Regions from separate parts of the Homo sapiens genome. Here region 2 is linked to region 1. Evidence: chromatin loops called from intact Hi-C (ENCODE). Cell type or tissue: ovary. All regions are shown on one strand. Each heading gives the region's core, and the rest is flanking DNA. Links, peaks and the distances in the headings are about the cores only.

The links. Hi-C counts contacts between places; a loop is a spot of excess contacts. Peaks named below come from ENCODE experiments on the same cell type or tissue, not always from the same donor. Only the 100,000 strongest peaks of a DNase experiment are listed, where the experiment ranks them.
Region 2: a loop joins it to region 1, with 3 times the contacts of the local background. A loop is called at or near these places in 92 of 110 quality-filtered maps.

Annotation. Positions count from the first base shown.
Region 1 is chr7:140,311,395-140,322,588 of GRCh38, forward strand. It overlaps LOC124901758 (a long non-coding RNA gene), which reads right to left and starts at 5,848. Exons shown (of 2, transcript XR_007060560.1): 1 at 4,861-5,848. In ovary, for the core only: no CTCF peak of the experiment used is centred there; a DNase peak (open chromatin) is centred at 4,887; H3K4me3 peaks cover 1,697 bases; H3K27ac peaks cover 2,420 bases.
Region 2 is chr7:140,179,036-140,190,229 of GRCh38, forward strand. KDM7A-DT (KDM7A divergent transcript) reads left to right here. Exons shown (of 1, transcript NR_024451.1): 1 at 1-605. Among named protein-coding and RNA genes, the nearest start is that of KDM7A-DT, 7.4 kb to the left of the region's middle. In ovary, for the core only: no CTCF peak of the experiment used is centred there; no DNase peak of the experiment used is centred there.

The DNA.
Region 1 (11,194 bases), core at 1,537-9,536:
ACTTTTGTATTTTTTGTAGAGACAGGGTTTTGCCATGTTGCTCAGGCTTACTCTCAAACTCCCGGGCTCAAGCAATCTGTCCACCTTGGCCTCCCAAAGTGCTGGGACCACAGGCGTGAGCCACCATGCCCAGCCTTGTAACTCTATGTTTAACTTTTTTTTTTTTTTTTTTTGAGATGGAGTCTTACTCTGTTGCCCAGGCTGGAGTGCAGTGGAGCAATCTCATCTCACTGCAACCCCCATCTCTCACTGCAACCCCCACCTCCCAAAGTGCTGGGCTTACAGATGTAAGCCACCACACTAGCCATGTTTAACATTTTGAGGAACCACCAAACTGTTTTCCAAAGTGGCTATAACACTTTACTATTCTACCAGCAATGTATGAAAATTCTAATTTCTCCATAAATTCACTATACTTGTTATTCTCCATCTTTTTTATTATAGCCAACCTGGTGGGTGTAAAGTGATATCTCATTGTGGTTTTTATTTGTATTTCCCTACTGACTAATGATGTTGAGCTTTTTTAATGTGCTTATTGACCATTTGTAAATCTTCTTTGGAGAAATGTGTCTTCAGATCCTTTGCCTGTTTTTCAACTGGGTCATGTCTTTTTGTTGTTGTTGAGTTGTAAAAGATCTTTATATAGTCTGGACGGAAGTCCCTTATTGGGTATATGATTTGCAAATATTTTCTCCCATCTGTGAGCTGTCTTTTCCTTTCTTCCTGGTGTCTTGTGAAACACAAAAGTTTTCTACTGGATAAAGTCCAGTGTATCTGTTTTTTCTTTTGTTGCTTGTGCTTTTGGTGTGGATCTGAGAAACCATTGCCTGACTCAATATCACAAAGATTTAGTCCTATGTTTTCTTCAAAGTGTTTTCTAGTTTTAGCTCTTACATTTAGATGTATGATCCACTTTGAGTAATTTTTTAATATATGGTGTGAGGTAGGGATCCAAACTCATTCTTTTGCATTTGTATTTAGATATTACATTTTGATCCTGTTTCTTTTTGACTTGTTCTATGATATTGTACCTGTTTTCCATAAACCACCTTTTATTTATTTATTTAGACACAGGGGTCTCACTATGTTGCCCAGGCTGGACTCAAACTCCTGGGCTCAAGCGATCCTCTGGCCTCAACCTCCAGAGTAGCTGGAACTACAGACACACACGATCATGCTCAGTTCCACAAATCACCTTTTACATGTCTTTGATGAGACTACACCAAGAGTGATAAAAAAGAAAACCCTAAATGGAGAAACAGTCCACATGAGGAAGTGGTTAGCCCTTCTTTCATTGCCTGTAATCTGTAACTCATTTCTCCAATTTTAGTTTTTTCCCCTTTTCTTATAATATTTTACAATGCAATTTAGCACCTGTTTGATTCAGTCAGTGGTAACTGTACCAATTAGTCCTGACCTAACCTTCAGCTATTCTGTTCTATCCCATTTCTATCTATCTATCTATCTATCTATCTATCTATCTATCTATCTATCCATCCCTCTATCTATCTATTTAGAGTTGAAGTCTCACACAGTCACACAGGCTGGAGTGCAGTGGTACAATCATAGCTCACTGTAGCCTTGAATTCCTGGCCTCCAGTGATCCTCCTGCCTCAGCCTCCTGAGTCTCTGGGATTACAAGCATGAGCCATCAATTTAAAACTTCAATTTGACAAAGACTATGAGCACCAACAATGTGTCTGTTGGTCCTGGGTAAATCAGAGGTGAAAAGACAAGTGCCCCACCCTCAGACTATCACAGCCAAGATGGAGAGAGGTCTGGCATGTAAACAAATAATGAGGGAGTATGAACATAAGAGGGAAGGAGTGATTGTGTGAGGGGGCTGGAAAACCTCATGAAGGGAGGGGATTGGGGCAAAGGCTCAGAGCAGGGCCCAGGCAGGGACCAATGTCTGATGCCAGCTGGGTGAGGCCCTTGTCAATCTGGATACCAGATGCCCCATCTAGAGGAGGCAGTTTCCACTCATCCCCAGCAGATCATATCACTGTAGGTGGACCCAGGAACGTCAAGATAAGTTGAAAAAAATTCTGAGCCAGGCGTGGTGGCTCATGCCTGCAATCCCAGCATTTTGGGATGCCGAGGTGGGTGGATCACCTGAGGTCAGGAGTTCAAGACCAACCTGGCCAACATGGTAAAACCCTGTCTCTACTAAAAATACAAAAATTAGCTGGGTGTGATGGTAGGTGCCTGTAGTCCCAGCTACTCAGGAGGCTGAGGCAGGAGAATCGCTTGAACCCAGGAAGCAGAGGTTGCACTGAACTGAGATCATGCCACTGTACTCCAGCCTGGACAACAGAGCAAGATTCCATCTCAAAAAAAAAAAAAAAAAAAAAAAAAAAAAAGGAAGGAGTTGAAAAAAAGATCTAATTTTTGTGTGGAATTCCTCATTTTTGAAAGTTGTTAATTAATTTGAATTTTAAAACTCTATAGTGGGTTCCCCAAATGTTGCATAAAATTACTATACAATGCAGCAATTCCACTCCCGGGTATACTCCCCCAGAGAAATGAATACAGGGATTCAAACAGATATTTGTAGGCCAATGTTCACTGCAACCCGAAGTGGAAACAATCCAAGTGTCTATCAACAGAGGAACTGATAAATAATATGTGATATATTCATACAATGCAATATTCACCCATTAAAAAAAAGTTCAGTTCTAATGCATGCTACAACATGGACGAACCTTGGAAATCTTATGCTAAGTAAAATAAACCAGCCACAAAAGGACAAATATTATATGATTGCACTACGTGAAATACCTAGAATAGGCAAATTCATACAGACAGAAAGTAGATAAGAGATTACCAAGGGCTGGGGCAGGGAGGTGGGTGGAGGTGCCTAGGAGTTCTTGCTTAATGGTACAGTTTCTGCTTGGGGTGATGAAAACGTTTTGGAAACAGTGGGTGATGTTTGCACAACATTGCAAAAGTAACTAATGCCACTACATTGTACACTTAATAATGGTTAACATGGGGGCTGGGCGCGGTGGCTCATGCCTGTAATCCCAGCACTTTGGGAGGCCGAGGTGGGCACATCATGAGGTCAGGAGATCGCCAGAGGAGTTGAGTCCTGAGCAACTGCAGAGAGGGAGCCTGCTCCTAGGACTTCGTACAAATTCCAAATGGGATATATGGAGTTCTAGGGAAGGCATGTAAATTCAGTAAAACTCATTCCGACTTTAATTAAACAGCCCAGAGCACAGGTCCTATTAGTGGTGGGCTGGTTTCATCTCTTATGTGAAAGAGGTTTACTGAAAAAAGAGCAGCGTGATAGAAATCAAACACAGATCAGGGGGCTCAGCCTGACTGTGCTAACCAAGTCTGTGCCCTTTGGAATCTACGCTGAATGATGATCTCGCTGTGCCTCAGCGTCCTTGCTTCTCAATGGGGCGAAGTCTCTGTCCTATCCAGTTCATGGGATGGCTCTGATGAGAAAAATGAAAGCGATTTCCAAACATTTCACATCTAAGTGCCCCGAATTGTCCCAGGGCTGTGAATTTTACCTATCCTCTGTGCTTTACAACGTTACATAACATGTTTGAAATAAGTGGGTCGTCCACCGGGGTTTGGAATTCACTGTGATCTGGAGACCTGGTCGTATTTATTGTAAGTTTTGACTCCTGAACAAAAAGTGAAACATTATTCGCACTCAAGCTCCTCCTGTGTTCTATCCTTACGCAGGACATCATCCACACAGCACCCCATTCTTCATCTTGCATTGCTCTTTTTGGAAATAAGTATATTTGGATGTTTTGTTACTAAAGCTGCATTCTCCCCGCAGCATGCGTGCTCTGCAGCAACAGGGAAGGGAAAACAGGAACGCTCTGAAGCAGTACATTCCTGCACACCCACACAGAGCCATGGCTTCCTAGACAAGTCCCCGAACCTAGATGTCTGCAGTGTCCTGGCACGCTGCTGGTAAGTGACAGACACAGGCAGGGCTGCAAGGCTAGGAGCTCCCTCTGTGAGGGAGGAACAAGGACACTTCACAGCTTTCACTTGAGTGGATCCAAGAGAATGTTTTGTGAAAGTGGCAAAAGAGGTAAAACGGCTTTTTCGCTGCAGAAGTAAAGTGGGACACCCAGCGAGAGCCTTGCTGAGGGAAACCATGCAGCCTGTGGCCTGGCTCTGGCTGACCAGATGAAGAATGATCCCTTTCTAAGCCTATTATGGCACTAGGATGGTTTTTCAACCCATGATTGTGTTGCGGGTCAAAGCAGGGTAGCTGTGATGAGCCCCAGGCCTGGACCCACACTAGGGAGTTCAGTGTTGAGGGCAGCGGGCCACCCCCTCCCATCATGGCCAGCAATCGGTTGTGGACCAGCCAAGAGGCACGGGGGCACCTGGCCGAAAAATTATCCCCAGAGGCAAACATTTAACAGCTGTGATGTCTTAAATAAATATCATTCTTGCTGAGCAAGGGAAGAAAGAAAAGAATAAACAGAAAAGAGTGGGAGAAAGAAAGAGAACAGAATGCAGATTAGATTTAAGAGGGGCAGATACGATGATGAGGGGTGGTGTCTAGATCAGTGCAGGAGCACTGAGTAGCTCGCTGGGGCTAAGCGGGCCCCACCATCAGACCCGTCCCTAGAGCTGGCAGTGAAGATTCCCCTCTTCTCTAAACGTGCCTAGGGCTTAACGCAGAGGGGAGCCGGGAGTCCTTCAAGAAGCCACGAAGGCTTCACCCTGGCACAGACCCAGAGCAGGCACCCTTTCCTCACTGGCAGCATCCCCTGCAACATCGGCCTCCCCTCTGCTAGGCAGCCCATAGGGCCCAGGGAGGGCACAGAACCGAGCCATGGAGGAAGGGTGATGAGGAGAGGGAGCTGCCTGACTCACCCCGTCCTCAGTCACTTGGATCACGGGTGGGCAGGCCTGCAGATGATGAATCACTGAGAGCTGTGAACGCTATTCTGAGCTCTGCCAAGAACACGAGTGCTCTTGTTGGCACCCTGGCACCCTTCACAGTTTCTCTCCTTCCTTGTCTGGCTGCCAGGAGACATGCATTGTAGGAACTGGGTATCTGAGAGGTTTTTTTTTTAGCCCAACACAGAAACCATCTAACTCTTTCTATTCTTCCTGCTTCTTAACCAGTTCTTGGAAGTCACTGATTGGAAACCGGAACTGAAAGCCACCTCCTTCCCAGCCTAGCTGAGACAGCCTTGCTGAGAAGCCATTCCAGGGCAGGGCAGACCTTATGGAATTTACCAAATGAATCACCTGGCTACGTGTTTGGCTATGTGTCTGAAAGTACCCAGGAATTATGTCAGTTAAGTTCTAGATTCTATAAGGAAAAATCAGACCGGCACCTAGAGCTCTGTAACTGCACAACACATGAGTTAATTTCTCAATCTATCTGGTTCCCATACAGTCTATGAGAACTTTTATCCACTTTCATCTTTCATCCATAGAAAGAGTTAAATGCTGTACAGACTAAATCAAACCCACCACATGCTGCTGGGCTCAGCTACCAGGAATTTAAATAAGAACCTGCCTGTGTGACATTCTCACGCTCCTGTGTATTAAATTGCAAGGGGATCCACAGGGGAAAGTAAGCTGTCCTTCACCTTCTCACTGTCTTGTGTCACAAGCCCTTGGGAATGGGTATTTGGAAAAGCAAAGGTCATGCCTGTATGCTTCAGGAAGATGAGGAGAGTATACGTTCCATTCACAAACATATACTGAATATGAAGAAGGCATTTTGAGGGTTACAGAGATGGAAGCACCTCAAGGAGATTAAATCTAGTAGGAGAGATAAGAAGTGTACACAGATCATTTTAAATAACCACCAGCCAGGCGCGGTGGCTCACGCCTGTAATCCCAGCACTTTGGGAGGCCAAGGTAGGAGGAACACTTGAGGTCAGGAGTTCAAGACTAGCCTGACCAACATGGCGAAACCCCATCTCTACTAAAAATATGAAAATTAGCTGGGCGTGGTGGCGTGTGCCTGTAGTCCCAGCTACTGTGGAGGCTGAGGCAGGAGAATCACTTGAACCCGGGAGGTGGAGGTTGCAGTGAGCTGAGATCATGCTCCAGCCTGGGTGGTAGAGTGAGACTCTGTCTCAAAAAAATAAAATAAAATAAATAAGCACTGAGTCCTATGTGATATGAAAAAGAATTAACTGGTTTGGTGAAAGGCAGGATTCACAAACTGTGCCTTGAAGAATAAGCACAATTTCCACCAGGGAAGACAGAGATGATACCAAAGGTGCAGAGAACTGCCCCATTTTTCTACAAGGATGTGGGGAGATAAAATCAGAGCAGTACATGGGGTTTAGACATGCAGTGCCTTAAATGACAGGCTTAGGAGCTTGGGCTTGATCCAGTGGGTGTGGAGAACCCACAAGGTGACAGGGGTGATCCAATCAGAGCTTCCAGAAGCTTGGTCTGGCAGCTGTGGCAAGATGACTTGAAAGGAACGGAAACCAGAGATAGGGAACCAGCGTCGTAGTTCAGATGGGAACTAATAAAGGCCTGATGAGGGAAGTAACAATGAGATAGAAAAAGACACTTGTGTGTATAATGTTACGGAGATAATTAAACAGAGGCCAAATATTCACCAAATGTGAAGAAATGAAAGAAGAAGAGAAAGGCATCAAAATGATTCTGAAATACTCAAAACCACTAGAGGTGGATGTGTTTTTTCAACTGGAAAAAATGATTTGTAGCCAAATTGATGGAGAAGATTACAGTGCCATCAACAGGCATATGGACCTCAAGAGGAGAAAAAATCGGGGGATGGTTCTCCCTTGTGAGGGTGAGAGGCCATGGAGATGACCAGAACACGGTCGAAAATGCATACAAGCGTGATCAGGGCTGGAGAGAAGGATCCGGGAGTCACCCATGCAGCAGTCACAGTGGGAAGCATGGGACACAGCAAAGAAAAGCGTTCCAAAGGCAGAACTAACCAAACAAAGACCTACACTGACAGAATGGAGGAAACAGAAACAACATGGGGGAAAGCAAAAAAAACGAGCATTTATGGAGTCTCAACCGTATGCTTGTGGTAAGACATTTGCCTATGTTATCCGCAAAGTATTTCTTCCATTTTACAGATAAGAAAACCGAATCTAGTCTACTCCATCAAACAACCCAAATTCCAGAAATCCAAGAGTCATTCTCTGCAAATCCATCTCCCTCACCTCTCAGTCAATTGCAACACACCTTGTTAATACTACCTTCTAATCTTTCTTGACTCGATTCCCTTCTTCCAGCCTTACTTTAGAGCCTTCCTTTAGGTCCTCAGGTGTCCCCTGCTTAGTCAATAGCTTCCTCTCTCCAGGTCTCTCGCATCATGGTCTTACCCATTACCACTCCATCTCCTCTACCACCAAGGGTTCCAACACACAAATCAGTTCTCACAACACCTTCAGAAGCTAGCAAGGGCCTTGGTGAGGTGGCTCTCACTCTCTGGGATCACCTCAACCACTCACTTGCAGGCACCCCATACTCTGGCCTCACAGACCTATCTGTGGCTCACAGAATACAGCTACCTTCCCATCGCTGCACATGTTCCCTGTTTTTCAAGACTATCTCCTACTGTTTTTTAAGAGCAATTCAGGCATCATATCCTCGAGGTGTTCAGACCTTCTCAGGGGCCTGTTTTCTGTACCCTTCACTGCTTTGGCCATACCCCCATCATAGCTCTTACCACACTACAACTTAATCTATATGATTAAATTCAATTTAATCTCACTCTATCTAACACTCAATATTTTCTGGTGAAATTAACGAACGAATCAATTCAAATCCAAGTCTGATTCTGAGGTTCTCATTCTTTCCACTACACAGAGCAGAAAGAGAAACAGGATGGTGCAAGATGACAAAAAGGCAAGAGGCCATTCACAAAACACTCACAGCTAACATCATACTTAATGGTGAAAGACTAGATGCTTTCCTCCTAAAATCAGGAGCAAGACAGGGATGTCTGCTCTCACCACTTCTGTACAACACTGAACTGAAGATTCTAACCAGGGAAATTGGGCAAGAAAAAGATAAGGCACCCAGAGAAAAAGAAGTTAAACTATCTCTATTCCCAGATGACATGATCCTATATCTAAAAACATCCTAAGGAATCCACAGAATTATTAGAACAAATAAGTTCAGCAAGATTGCGGGATACAGATCAATATACAAAGCTCAATTGTATATCTCTATATACTAGTGTTGAACAGCCCAAAATGAAGGTAAGAAAATAATTCCACTTACAATAAAATTTAAAAGAAAAAAATGGCTGGGCACAGTGGCTCATGCCTATAATCCCAGGACTTTGGGAGGTCGAGGCGGGTGGATCACCTGAGGTCACGAGTTTGAGACCAGCCTGGCCAACATGGTGAAACCCCGTCTCTACCAAAAACACAAAAATTAGATGGGCGTGGTGGTGGGCGCCTGTAATCCCAGCTACTCAGGAGGTTGAGGCAGGAGAATCGTTTGAACTTGGGAGGCAGAAGTTGCAGTGAGCCAAGATCACTCCATTGCGCTCCAGCCTGGGCAACGGGAGCGAACTCTGTCTCAAAAAAAAAAAAAAAAGAAAGAAAAAAATACAAAATACATTTAACAGAATAAGTAACAAGACTTGTGCACCAAAAACTATAAAACATCACTGAAAGAAATTAAAGGCATAAATAAATAAAAAGGCATCCCATATTCATGGATTGGAAGGTTTAATATGGTTAAGATGACAATACTCCTCAAATTGATCTACAGACTCAACACAACCCCTATCAAAATCCCAGCTGTCTTGTTTTGTAGAAATTGACAAGCTAATTCTAAAATTCATATGGAAATGCAAGGGACTCAGACTCACCAAAGCGATTTTGAAAATTAAGAACAAAGTTAGAGGACTCACACTTGCTGATTTTAAAACTTACTACAGGCGAGGCATGATGACTCATGCCTGTAATCCCAGCACTTTGAGAGGCTGAGGTGGGTGGATCATTTGAGGTCAGGAGTTAGAGACCAGCCTGGCCAACATGGTGAAACTTCGTCTCTACTGAAAAAATAAAAAATTCAAACTTAGCCAGGTGTGGTGGTGGGTGCCTATAATCCCAGCTACTCGGGAGGCTGAGGCTGAGGCAGAAAAATCACTTGAACCCAGGAGGCAAAAGTTGCAATTAGCCAACAATGCACCACTGCACTCCAGCCTGGGCAGCAAGACCCTGTCTCAAAAAAAAAACTTACTACAAAGCTACAGTAATTAAGACAGAACGGTATTGACATAAAGACAGACATACAGATCAATCTGATAAAATTGAGAGTCCAGAAATAAACCTTTACATTCATGGTCAATTGATATTAAACAAAGATGCCAAAACATTTCAATGGAGGTGAAAGTAATCTTTTCAACAAATGATGCTGGGCAACTGGATATTCACATGTAAAAAAATGAATGTGCCTCCTACTTCATACCATATGCAAAAAATAACACAAAATGGATCATACGCCTGAAAGTAAGGGCTAGAACTATGAAACTCTTAGAAGGAAACATAGGAATAAGTCTTTGTAACCCTGGATTAGGCCAAGATATCTGATATATGACACCAAACCCAAAAGTGACAAAAGGAAAAATAAACTGGACTTCATCAATATTATTTTTTTGTGTGTTTCAAAGGACACCAGTAAGAGGCCGGGCTCACGCCTGTAATCCCAGCACTTTGGGAGGCTGAGGCGGACGGATCACGAGGTCAGGAGATTGAGACCATCCTGGCTAACACGGTGAAACCTTATCTCTACTAAAAAAAAATACAAAAAATTAGCCAGGCGTGGTGGCCGGCGCCTGTAGTCCCAGCTACTCGGGAGGCTGAGGCAGGAGAATGGCGTGAACCCGGGAGGCGGAGCTTGCAGTGAGCCGAGATCGCGCCACTGCACTCCAGCCTGGGCGACAGAGCGAGACTTCGTCTCAAAAAAAAAAAAAAAAGGACACCGGTAAAAAAGTGAAAAGACAGTCCACAGAATGGAAGAAAATTTTGCAAATGCTACATCTGATAAGGGAGTTACATCCAAAACATTAATACATAAAGAACTCTTACAACTCAACAATAAAAGGACAAATAATCTAATTAAAAAATAAAAAAAGACGGCAAGGTACGGTGGCTCATGACTGTAATCCCAGCACTTCGGGAGGCCGAGGCGGGCAGATCACCTGAGGTCAGGAGTTCGAGTTCAGCCTGGCCAACATGGTAAAACCCCATCTCTACTAAAAATACAAAAAAAATTAGCCAGGCATGGTTGTGGTGCCTGTAATCCCAGCTACTCGAGAGGCTGAGGAACGAGAATCATTTGAACCTGGGAGGCAAAGGTTGCAATGAGCCAAGATCGCACCACTGCACTCCAGCCTGGGCAGCAGAGTGAGTCTCTGTCTCAAAAAAAAAAAAGAGCAAAGAAGGTATTTCACCAAAAAGATATTCCAATGGCCAATAAGCACATGAAAAGATGCTCAGCATCATTATCATTAGAGAAATGCAAATCAAAACCACAATAACACACCACTTCAAATTATTAGGATTATTAAAATTTTTAAAAGATAAGCAATAACAAGCGTCAGTGAAAACACAGAGAACCTGGAAGCTTCACAGACTGCCGATGGGATTGTAAAATGATGCAGCCACTTTGGAAAACAGTTTGATGGTTCCTCAAAATGTTAAACATAGAATCACCATGCGATGCAGCAATGCCCCAAAACTAGGTATTTACCCAGGAGAATTTAAAACACGTTCACATCAAAACTTGTACATGAATGCTCACAGAAGCAATATTCAAAATAGCCAAAAAGGGGAAACACAAATGTCCATCAACCGATGAATGAATGAACAAAATGTGGCATATCCACACAACGCAATATTATCCAGCCATAAAAAGGAATGAAGAGGCTGGGTGCAGTGGCTCATACCTGTAATCCCAGCACTTTGGGAGGCCGAGGTGGGTGGATCACCTGAGGTCAGGAGGTCAAGACCAGCCTGCCCAACATGGTGAAACCCTGTCTCTACTAAAAACACAAAAATTAGCCAGGCGTTGTGGGGCGTGTGCCTGTATCCCCAGCTACTTGGGAGGCTGAGGCAGGAGAATCGCTTGAACCCGGCAGGCGGAGGTTGCAGTGAGCAGATATCATGCCACTGCACTCCAGCCTGGGTGATAGAGCAAGACTCTATCTCAAAAAAAAAAAAAAAAGTACTGA
Region 2 (11,194 bases), core at 2,001-10,000, 130 kb before region 1:
TGTATTTTTAAATGTACTTTGTTGAAGGTGTGTGTTGTCGAGACAATACAGCAGTGAAGAGAAGGCATGCAAAGCTGTCTTGTTGGAGTCTGGCTAAAGAGCACCAAAGCAGCCTGTTGTGGGATGTCCTCTGGGGGCCACCTGGACTTGCTATGTTAACATGGAGGGACTAGGCAGGGGTATGAAGAAGGAAGCCCAGCAGAGCAGGAGGCAGCAGCAACAATGAGAGATTGGTTATCCATATGACTTGGATCTGTGTCCCCACCCAAATCTCATGTTGAATTGTAATCCCCAATGTTGGAGGTGGGGACTGGTGGGAGGTGACTGGATCATGGGGGTGGATTTCTTATGAATGGTTTAGTACCATCCACTTTGTATTGTCCCCGTGGTAATGAGTGAGTTCTTAAGAAATCTGGTCATTGAAAAATATGTGGCACCTCCTCCCTCTCTCTTTTGCTCCTGCCCCGGCTATATGATGCAATTTGTCTTCAGCCATGATTGTAAGTTTCCCGAGGCCTCCCCAGAAGCTGAGCAGATGCCAGCATCATGCTTCCTGTACAGCCTGCCTTCCATGAGCCAATTAAACTTCTTTCCTTTACAAATTACACAGTCTCAGATATTTTTCTCTTTTTTTTTTTTGAGATGAAGTCTGGGTCTGTCGCTCAGGCTGGAGTGCAGTGGTGCGATCTCAGCTCACTGCAACCTCCACCTCCCGGGTTCAAGCAATTCTTAGGCCTCAGCCTCCTGAGTAGCTGGGGTTACAGGTACCTGCCACCATGCCCGGCTAATTTTTGTAATTGTAGTACAGAAGGGTTTCACCATGTTACTCAGGCTGGTCTTGAACTCCTGACCTCAGGTGATCCACCTGCCTCAGCCTCCCAAAGTGCTGGGATTACAGTTGTATGCCTCAGATATTTATTTATTTATTTATTTATTTATTTATTTTTATTTATTTTTCTTTTTTTTTTTTTTTTTTTTTTGAGACACAGTCTCACTTTGTTGCCCAGGCTGGAGTATAGTGGCATGATCTTGGCTCACTGCAACCTCCGCCCTCTGGGTTCAAGGAATTCTTTTGCCTCAGCCTCCCAAGTATCTGGGATTACAGACGTGCACCACCACAGCCAGCAAATTTTTGCATTTTTAGTAGTGGCCAGGCTGGTCTCGATTTCCTGACCTCAGGTGATCCACCTGCCTCAGCCTCCCAAAGTGTTGAGATTACAGGTGTGAGCCACCGCACCCAGCCCAGATATTTCTTTATAGCAACGAAAGAACAAACTGATACAGTTGTGTACAAGAGAACTGATCAAACGCAGTCGTGTTGGCCAGACGTGGTGGCTCATGCCTGTAATCCCAGCACTTTGGGAGGCCCAGGCGGGTGGATCATGAAGTCAGGAGATTGAGACCATCCTGGCTAACATGGTGAAACCCTGTCCCTTCTAAAAATACAAAAAATTAGCTGGTTGTGGTGGCACGCACCTGTATTCCCAGCTACTCGGGAGGCTGAAGCAGGAGAATCGCTCAAACCCGGGAGGCAGAGATTGCAGTGAGCCAAGATCGCGCCACTGCACTCCAGCCTGGGCTACAGAGCAAGACTCCATCTCAAAAAAAAAAAAAAAAAAAAAATACAGTCGTGTTGCTTAACAACAGAGGTAAGTCTGAGAAATGCATCGTTAGGCAATTTCATCGTTGTGTGAACACCATAGAGTGTACTTACAACCGTGTTTGGTATAGCTAACTACACACCTAGGCTAGATGATGTAGCCCATCACTCCTAGGCTATACACCTGTATAGCATGTTACTGTGCTGAATTCCATAGGGATTTAGAACACAATGGTAAGAAATTGTGTTTCTAAATATAGAAAAGGGAGAGTAAAAATATCACATCATAATATTATGGGGCACCATCATAATATGCAGTCCATCATTGACGGAAATGTCATTATGCGACACGTGACTGGCAATGAGTTAAGGAAAATGGGAGCCAGGTTTCTCAATGTTCAGGAAGAGAATTACAAATAAGAGGAAACTTTGGTGGTGGGCTAGTAATGGAGGTATCAATCTATCACTATTTGTAGAAATAGATATAGGTGTATATGTACATACCCTGTCCATTGAGAGGATCTGGGAGTAGTGACACCACAAAACAATGAGAACAGCTAGCCCAGGTCTTGGCTTCTAAATACCATTCTCCACTTCATTTTTCTTCTTGGCAAAATAGTTGATTCCAGGACTGGAGAAGAGGGTACGGGATGAGCCTGGAACTTCTTGTAGTACCAGAATATAAGGACGTGCTCAAAGAATAATGAGGCATGTCTAAAGGACACCAGCCAAATCAGGGACAAATTGTACTTCAACATTTAAAAAAAATCATGTATTATAACCCACTGAATAATATAGGAAGCTATACCAGTGTAAAGAAATACATAAATTGAAAGTTTGATAAGCAGTGGAATAGTTTCATAGTTTCAAAGTATCTCCCAACAAAATTCTTACTAATTACAAAGGGAACTAGAGTAACTTTTCAGTGTTAAGGAGCTTGGCAGACACCATCTTAATCAAATGATCAAGTGCCATCAATAATGGGACAAATCAAGATCACGTGCCATCTGATAGGATTTGGTGAGAATACTAGCATCACTTCTGTGCATTTCTGCTCAGTCTATTTAATTAATCTCCAGTTTGGAAATGCAGCTATTTTTAAAAGTACATGAAGAGATCAGTAAAGAATAAAGACACTGTAAGGCATACAAATCTGTAAGGAAAGGTTAGAGAAATTGTAAACACAAAGATTTGATCTTGGGAAGAAAGGGATTAAGGCTAGAACTCTGGATGATGCCAACGTTTTAGTGGCAAGCCCCATACATCATAATTAAGCTCATGGTTTTGGATTCACAACCTACTACCTCTGTGACAACTTATTAACACTTGGATTTTAGTTTTCTCATTTTAATGGGAATGGTAAGCATATCTGCTTCCCAGGGCTGGGTACACTAAAATAACATACTTTGCACAATTCTTAGCATATGATAAGCCATATAGCTACTAACTGCAATTATGAATAATTATTTTGCTACTTGTTCATTAATAATAATAGAGAGGACAGCTCTATTATGAAGAGCAGCTGAAGAGTTAGGACAGAAGACTAGGAGAATATTGTCTCAAAAACAAGCGGGGGATAGAATTTCAAAAGGAAAAATATCTTGAAGAAAGACACCCAGCTCCATGCCAGCATCAGTTGACAATGACCGTGGGACTCCCTCTCCCTTTCTCCTTTGTGGTTTCTCCAATACTCGCAGATCTCTCTTAATTTTCACATCAAATCTAGGGTGTTGTGTTTGTTTTTAACACTTCACTTGTTCATTTAACCTCATTTCTCTGACAAGGAATGTTTGCTCCAAACTAACAATTCTCCTTCCTACTACTAATGATACTGCTCTATCTCCACAACCACGTCTGCTATTCTCTTCCTTAGAAAACAAACGTACTGGCCAGGCACAGTGGCTCACGCCTTAATCCCAGCATTTTGGGAGGCCAAGGTGAACGGATCACCTGAGGTCAGGAGTTCCAGACCAGCCTGGCCAACATGGTGAAACCTCATCTCTAAAAAAATACAAAAATTAGCCGGGCACGATGGCAGGTGCCTGCAATCCCAGTTACTCAGGAGTCTGAGGCAGAAGAATCACCTGAACCTGGGAAGCAGTGGTTGCAGTGAGCCGAGATCGTGCCATTGCACTCCAGCCTGGGCGACAGAGCGAGAATCCGTCTCAAAAAAAAAAAAAAAAAGAAAGAAAGAAAGAAAGAAAGAAAACAAACATATTTTGGGAATATATCTTGGGAATGCTACGTTAAACCATTGACATGCATTAAATGAGAGTGATTTGTTCTTACATAGCACTTGATCCTCCCTGTAACCTGTTCATCAGATTAACGAAACAGGGATTAACTACACAAATTAACTAGCCTGGCTAAAGTTGTGGTAGGAGGACAGAGAAATTTTAATTTTACTGAGCTGGAGGGAAAAGGATAATGTCTGAGTGGAAAAGATTGCCTATGGAGAGTAGGTCTTGAAAGAGTATATCATGGTGCTGGGAGGAAGAAGAGTGGAGTCTAGTCGGGGAAGCAGGACCCAACACACAGAGCTCAGCAGCTTTGTTCACAGCCTGATTATCTTTGCTTCTACCCCAGGAGCTGGGAAAATTCTAAACTGACAGCCCGAGGTTAAGATGTTATTAAAGGAGGACTGTCATGTTGAACACATTCAAAGCGCAAATGTTAATAAAAGTGGTGAAAAAGTATAAAGGAAAGCAAAGCAGATAAATGACATTAGTAAGGACAGTGAATCACAATGTAGCCAGGCATTACAAAGGATACAGTATAAAGTACATAGTATCACTTAGGAAGTATCCTTGCCAAAAATGTTTAACCTGAATATAATTAAACCTTAAGACTTAATTTCCAGCTGACAGGAAATTCAGGAGATAGAGCAGCAACAAGTTGTATGATACCACAAGGAAATAAGACTAATCCAAAATATGAAACATTTCACAAAACCACTAGCTTAGTTTATTTTAAAAGTTGCCATTTTTAAAACAAAGAGTGTAACCTGGGCAACATGGCGAAACCCCATCTCTACAAAAAATAAAAATTAGCCAGGCGTGGTGGCACGCACCTGTCGTCCCAGCTACTCAGGAGGCAGAGGCAGGCGGATCAAGCCTGGGAAGTCAAAGCTGGAATGAGATGGCCAGCGTGGTGGCTCACGCCTGTAATCCCAGCACTTTGGGAGGCCAAGGCAGGTGGATCACAAGGTCAGGAGATGGAGACCAGCCTGGCTAACATGTTGAAACCCAGTCTCTACTAAAAATACAAAAATTAGCCAGGTGTGGTGGTGCATGCCTGTAGTCCCAGCAACTCGGGAGGCTGAGGCAGGAGAGTCACTTGAACCCAGGAGGAGGAGGTTGCAGTGAGCCAAGATCACGTGCCACTGCACTCCAGCCTGGGCAACAGAGCAAGACCCTGTCTCAGAAAAACAAAACAAAACAAAACAAAACAAAACAAAAACAAGGAAGAAAGAGAGAGGGCAAGAGGGAGGAACATTTTTCTAGATCAAAGTCTTAAGAAACATAACTAAATAATACAATTCATGAAGCTTGATGGATCCTGATTCTAAAATATCAGCTATAAAAGACAGTTTGAGGGATAATTTTGAAATTTTAATATAATCTGGATGTTAGGTGAAATTAGGGAAACACTAATTTTCTTTGGCATGATACATTATCATGGTTTATAGAAGAATGTCATTTTTAGAAGACTCGTGCTGAAGCTTTTAAATGATGTCACACTTGCTTTAAAAGATGCAGCAAAAAAAAAGAAGAGGGTGAGGAGAAAGATGAATGAAGCAAACACAATAATATTCACAATTGTTAAATCTAGATAATTATATGTCTGTGGATGTTTATTGTACTATTTGATATTTTTCATAATAAAAAGTTTAAGAATATAGACTTTTTCTTGAGTCTGGCTGGAAGTTTAATAAATCATATTTTCATAATTGATTATTTCCTATTTTGAATACCTCAATAGTTTATTTTCTTGTTATAACATCTTCTAAAGTTGCACATCTTCCAGAGATCAAAATGTTATGGGGCCACTATTTTGTTGAGTTTTATAACCCAAATGGATCATGAAATAAGAATGTAATTTTTTTTTTTTTTTGAAACAGATTCTCTGTCGCCCAGGCTGTAGTGCAGTGGCGCAATCTCGGCTCACTGCAACCTCCACCTCCCAGATTCAAGCGATTCTCCTGCCTCAGCCTCCCTAGTAGCTGGGATTACAGGCACCCGCCACCACGCCCGGCTAATTTTTGTATTTTTAGTAGAGATGCGGTTTCACCATGTTGGCCAGGCTGGTCTTGAACTCCTAACTTCAAGTGATCCACCTGCCTCAGCCGCCCAAAGTGCTGGGATTACAAGTGTGAGCCACTGCGTCTAGCTGGTTCTTCTAAATGGAGATGGAGAGGGTACTTTTTTAGACTAATATATACATACACAGAGTCTCCTAAATCCTCTGAGGGCTGTGCTCTCATCCCTCTCTCCCTAATCTAATGAGACATGTTACTCATGGGAGTACGCTACACTTGTGATCAGTGTGGAAGGAGAAAAAATTTGAGAACCACTGTCTTCCTATAAAAAGTTGCACATTTACCTCTGTCTATCCACGAAAAAAACTCTGGACAAATTTCCATAGAGGGACATTTCTACAAAATATCCAATCAGTATTCCTCAAACTATCAAGGTCATGAAAAACAAGACAAATCTGAGAAATTGTCACAGCCAAGAAGAACCTAAGGAGCCATGACAAGTGTGATGTGGTGTCCTAGTTGGGATCCTGGAAAAAGAATGGACATTAGGTTACAACTAAGAGAATCTGAATAAATTATGAGCGTTAGTTATGAACATGTATCAATATCAGTTTATTAATTATAACAAACATTAATATATCGGACTAATGTAAGATACCAGTAATAGGGGCAACTGGGTACGTGCATTGCAGTCTCTGTGCTATGTTCTTTTCTGTAAATGTAAAACTGTTCTAAAAATAAAACCTATGCAAATTTTTTTTGAGTTTTACCTATCAGGGATCTAGCGCTTAAAGCTGTCCCATGGTCATAAATGCTTTGAATTTATATATTGCCTTGGTCTATCAAAACCCTGTTCCATACATTATCTACAAAGTCCCTGGGTTTCAAATGCCAACCCAGTTACTCAAAAATAGTTATGTGGGCCCTAGTCGTGGTTTCCCATTTTGAATTCTGTGATGCTTTAGTGTAGTTTGGGAAGATATTCCTGGTGGGAGGCCGGGCGTGGTGGCTCACATCTGTAATCCCAACACTTTGGGAGGCCAAGGTGAGCAGATCACGAGGTCAGGAGTTCAAGACCAGCCTGACCAACATGGTGAAACCCCATCTCTACTAAAAATACAAGAATTAGCTGGGTGTGGTGGCACGCACCTGTAATCCCAGCTACTCAGGAGGCTGAGGCAGGAGAATCACTGAACCTGAGAGACGGAGGTTGCAGTGAGCCGAGATCCCGCCACTGCACTCCAGCCTGGGTGACAGATCAAGACTCCATCTCAAAAAAACAAAAAAATACTCCTGGTGGGGTAAATAACATATTGTTTAATAATGATTAAATCTAGAAAATTATGTCTCTCTCTCTCTCTCTCTCTCTCTCTCTGTGTGTGTGTGTGTGTGTGTGTATCTGTTATTAGCCTGAGGGGTTGGCTAAATTTAAAAGTAAAATGCATTCATCCATCCATTCATTTGTCATTATTGTCCACTATAAACATATGATAGTTGCTAAGCACACGGGGATCAAAGACACATTCTCTGTCCTCCAAGGGCTCCCATTCTGTAAAAGAGATAGACAATTAAATATGAAATTGCAACCTAATATACTCAGTACCGTGGTGGAGAAAAACACAAAGAGCTGCAGCTGCATGGAGGAGGGACACCTAACCCAGACTGGGGCTAATCAGAGTGTGTTTCGTCCTAAAGGACGTCCTAAAGGATGAAACATTGAAAGAAATTCTGTGTCCTTCATCATCCCCATTTATGAAATATGAAAAATTTTACCTTTCAAGAAACATAAGAAAATGTTACTCCCAACTCAAGTAGATTTTTCTATGGATTTATTTAATGTTAGGTGTTTGGTTTTTCACATTATAAGAGGCGAACAAAATCACCAAGGTAGTACTTATCAATAAATAAGGTTGAGATCTGTGTCTTCAAAGGAGATTGAATGAGAGACAGTGGAAAAAACCCTACTATATCAACAACCACAGACATTTATTAAGCACTGAAGGCAGTCTGTTTAGCAATATTATAAGTATAAAGAAAAAGTTGATAAACACTGTAATGGAAAATTCTGGGCATGTTCTTATAAATTTTTTTCCATTCTTATTTTGGGGGTAATTCATCCCTGTTTCTGATTGATGGTAATCAATAGTCACTCCTTATGATCAATAAACAATTTTTTTTTTTGAGACAGAGTCTTACAGTAACACCCAGGCTAGAGTGTAGTGACACAATCTCGGCTCACTGCAACCTCCACCTTCTGGGTTCAAGTGATTCTCCTGCCTCAGCCTCCCAAGTAGCTGGGATTACAGGCATGTAGCACCACAACTGGCAAATTTTTGTATTTCTAGTAGAGACGGGGTTTTGCTATGTTGGCCAGGCAGGTCTCGAACTCTTGACCTCAGGTGATCCACCTGCCTCAGCCTCCCAAAGTGCTAGGATTACAGGCATCAGCCACTGCTCCCGGCCAATATTTTTAAAATTCAAAGAATCTCTTTCAAATGGAATCCAAATGATGAATAATTCTTTTTTTCTTTTCTTTTTTTTTTTTTTATTTTAGAGACAAGGTCTTGCTCTGTTGCTCAGGCTGGAGTGCAGTGGTGCAATCCCCCCACCTCAGCCTCCAGAGTAGCTGGAACTACAGGCTCGCACCACCATGCTCAGCTATTTTTTTTTTATTTTATATTTTTTTGTAGAGACGAGGGTCTCCCTGTGTTGCCCAGGCTGGTCTTAAACTACCAGCCTCAAGCGATCCTCCTGCCTCAGCCTCAAAAATTGCTGGGATTACACCCATAAGCCACTGTGCCCAGCCAAGTAATTCTTTTGTGACTTGAAAATTGCAACACTAAATATATATGTAATAACTTCAGATATTGCGCATTGTCTTTAAAATCCTCATATGTGTCTTACAAAGCTTTTTACCCATGGATAACTAATTTATGGCCTAATAAATCTATAGATTTAATTAAATTGTGAGTCCTATCTCTTCATTTTATTGCCTCACAGATTTATTCCTTTATAGGTTCTAATTAAGAAATTAAACCAAAAGGAATTCAAAGTTTTAACTTTATTTTCTAATTTGCACAAAAGCTGCAAAATACCACTAAATATTAATATATTTCTTCATAATGTAGGAGATAGAGTTCAGAATTCCCAACTATCTTTTGCTTAAGTACTTAAAAATCATCATTAATATATAGTCAGCCCTATTATTCAGGAGTAGTTATGAGAAAGAAGTTTATATTGCCATATGTTTGAGGAAGAATAGGTTTAAAGATATTTTAACGCGTGTATTGAAAAGGACAACTTTATCATGTAGTAACAAAGATAAGCTGGATTCATAGGATTTTATGGAAGTCTGTTTCAGGTAAGACACTGATGTCTCCAAGACAGGATGTCATGGAGAAAATGAAAGGCATGGCAGATCACTTGAATTCAGGAATCCAAGACCAGCCTGGCCAACACGGTGAAACCTCATCTCTACTAAAAATACAAAAATTAACCGGGCGGGGTGGGGGAGGTGGAGGTTGCAGTGAGCCGAGTTTGCACCACTGCACTCCAGCCTGGGCGACAGAGTGAGACTCTGTCTCAAACACACACACACACACACACACACACACACACACACACACACACGAAAGAAAAGGAGAAAGGAAAGAAAGGGAAGGGAAGGGAAGGGAGGGGAGGGGAGGGGAAGGGAAGGGAAGAAAGAAGCAAGAAAGCGAAAGAAAGAAAGAAAAAGCGAGGAAGCGAAAGAAAGAAAGAAAAGAGCAAGAAAGCAAAAGAGAAAGAAAGATAAAAAGGAAGGAAGGAAAGAAAGAAAGGGGAAGGGACAGAGGGAGGGGAGGGGAAGGAAGGAAGGAAGAAAGGAAAAAGAAAACAAAAGGCAAAAATCATTCTTGCTTTTTTTTTTTTTTTGAGATGGAGATTACAGGCGTGAGCCACCGCACGCAGCACTTTTGGGAGGCCGAGGAGGGCGGATCACGAGGTCGGGAGATGGAGACCATCCTGGCTAACACGGTGAAACCCCGTCTCTACTAAAAATACAAAAAAAAAAAAAAAGTTAGCCAGACTCGGTGGCGGACACCTGTAGTCTCAGCTACTCGGGAGACTGAGGCAGGAGAATGGCGTGAACCCGGGAGGCGCAGCTTGCAGTGAGCCAAGATCGCACGGCTGCAGTCCAGCCTGGGCGGCAGAGCAAGACTGCGTCTCAAAAAAAAAAAAAAAAAAAAAAAAAAGAAAGTGATTAGTAAAACAGCAAAGGGTTAAGCATGAGGTACACAGGGAGCTCTGAAGAGCCAAGAGTTTCAGAGGACTTAGAGAAAGGGACATTCTATCAAGAACAAATGCAGAATGGCAGCACAGACTTGTAGAAAAGGTGTCAGGAAGATGAAAGCCTAGGATGAGCTGGGCCTTGCCAAAATAAGTTAAGGACAACTAAAAGGACTCTTTAATCTATATTTAGAAAGAGAAGAAAGAACAAGAGAGGTGTAGGCATGATGCTTGGGGCAGATGGTGTGATACTGACAGATGACAAAGCAAAATTGCTCCATTTCTATTTTGTTTTCATCTCTCTTATCATTGGACGTCTTTGAGCTAGAAAATACTCTGTACCAAAAAAGATGGACATGTGACTGAGTATTGATTTGACCCATTTATTTGTAGCAGGATTAGGCAGACTAGAAAAGTTCTCTATTTGAAATTAGACAAGGCCGGGCACAGTGACTCACACCTGTAATCCCAGCACTTTGGGAGGGCAAGGCAGGTGGATCACCTGAGGTCAGGAGTTCAAGACCAGTTTGGCCAACATGGTGAAACCCCGTCTCTACTAAAAATACAAAAATTAGCCAAGTGTGGTGGTAAACGCCTGTAATCCCAGCTACTAGGGAGGCTGAGGCAGGAGAATCACTTCAACTTGGGACATGGAAGTTGCAGTGAGCCGAGGTCACGCCACTGCACTCCAGCCTGGGTGACAGAGCAAGACTCTGTCTCAAAAAGAAAAAAATTAGACCAATTTGCTGAATGAGGCCAAAGGGAAGTATCAAAGTATGGGAGAAGTGGAGGCAGGTGGGGCTGGAGAGTCAGACCCAGGGGCAGATGCATGGAGAAGGGTAAGTCTGTCACAAAAAGGGGGAAAAAACAAACAAACAACAAAAAAAAAACCATTGTCCAAAGGAAATGGTAAAACCAGATGACAATGCAGAAAAAGCTGTGTTGGCAATGGGACCAGGGACAATATAATAGAGAATGGAAAATAGAGCTAGTATTCTGTGCCAGGAACTCTCCAAGCTGCTTAGTATATATTGCCTCATTTAATCCTTACAACAATCTTCATGCAAGTG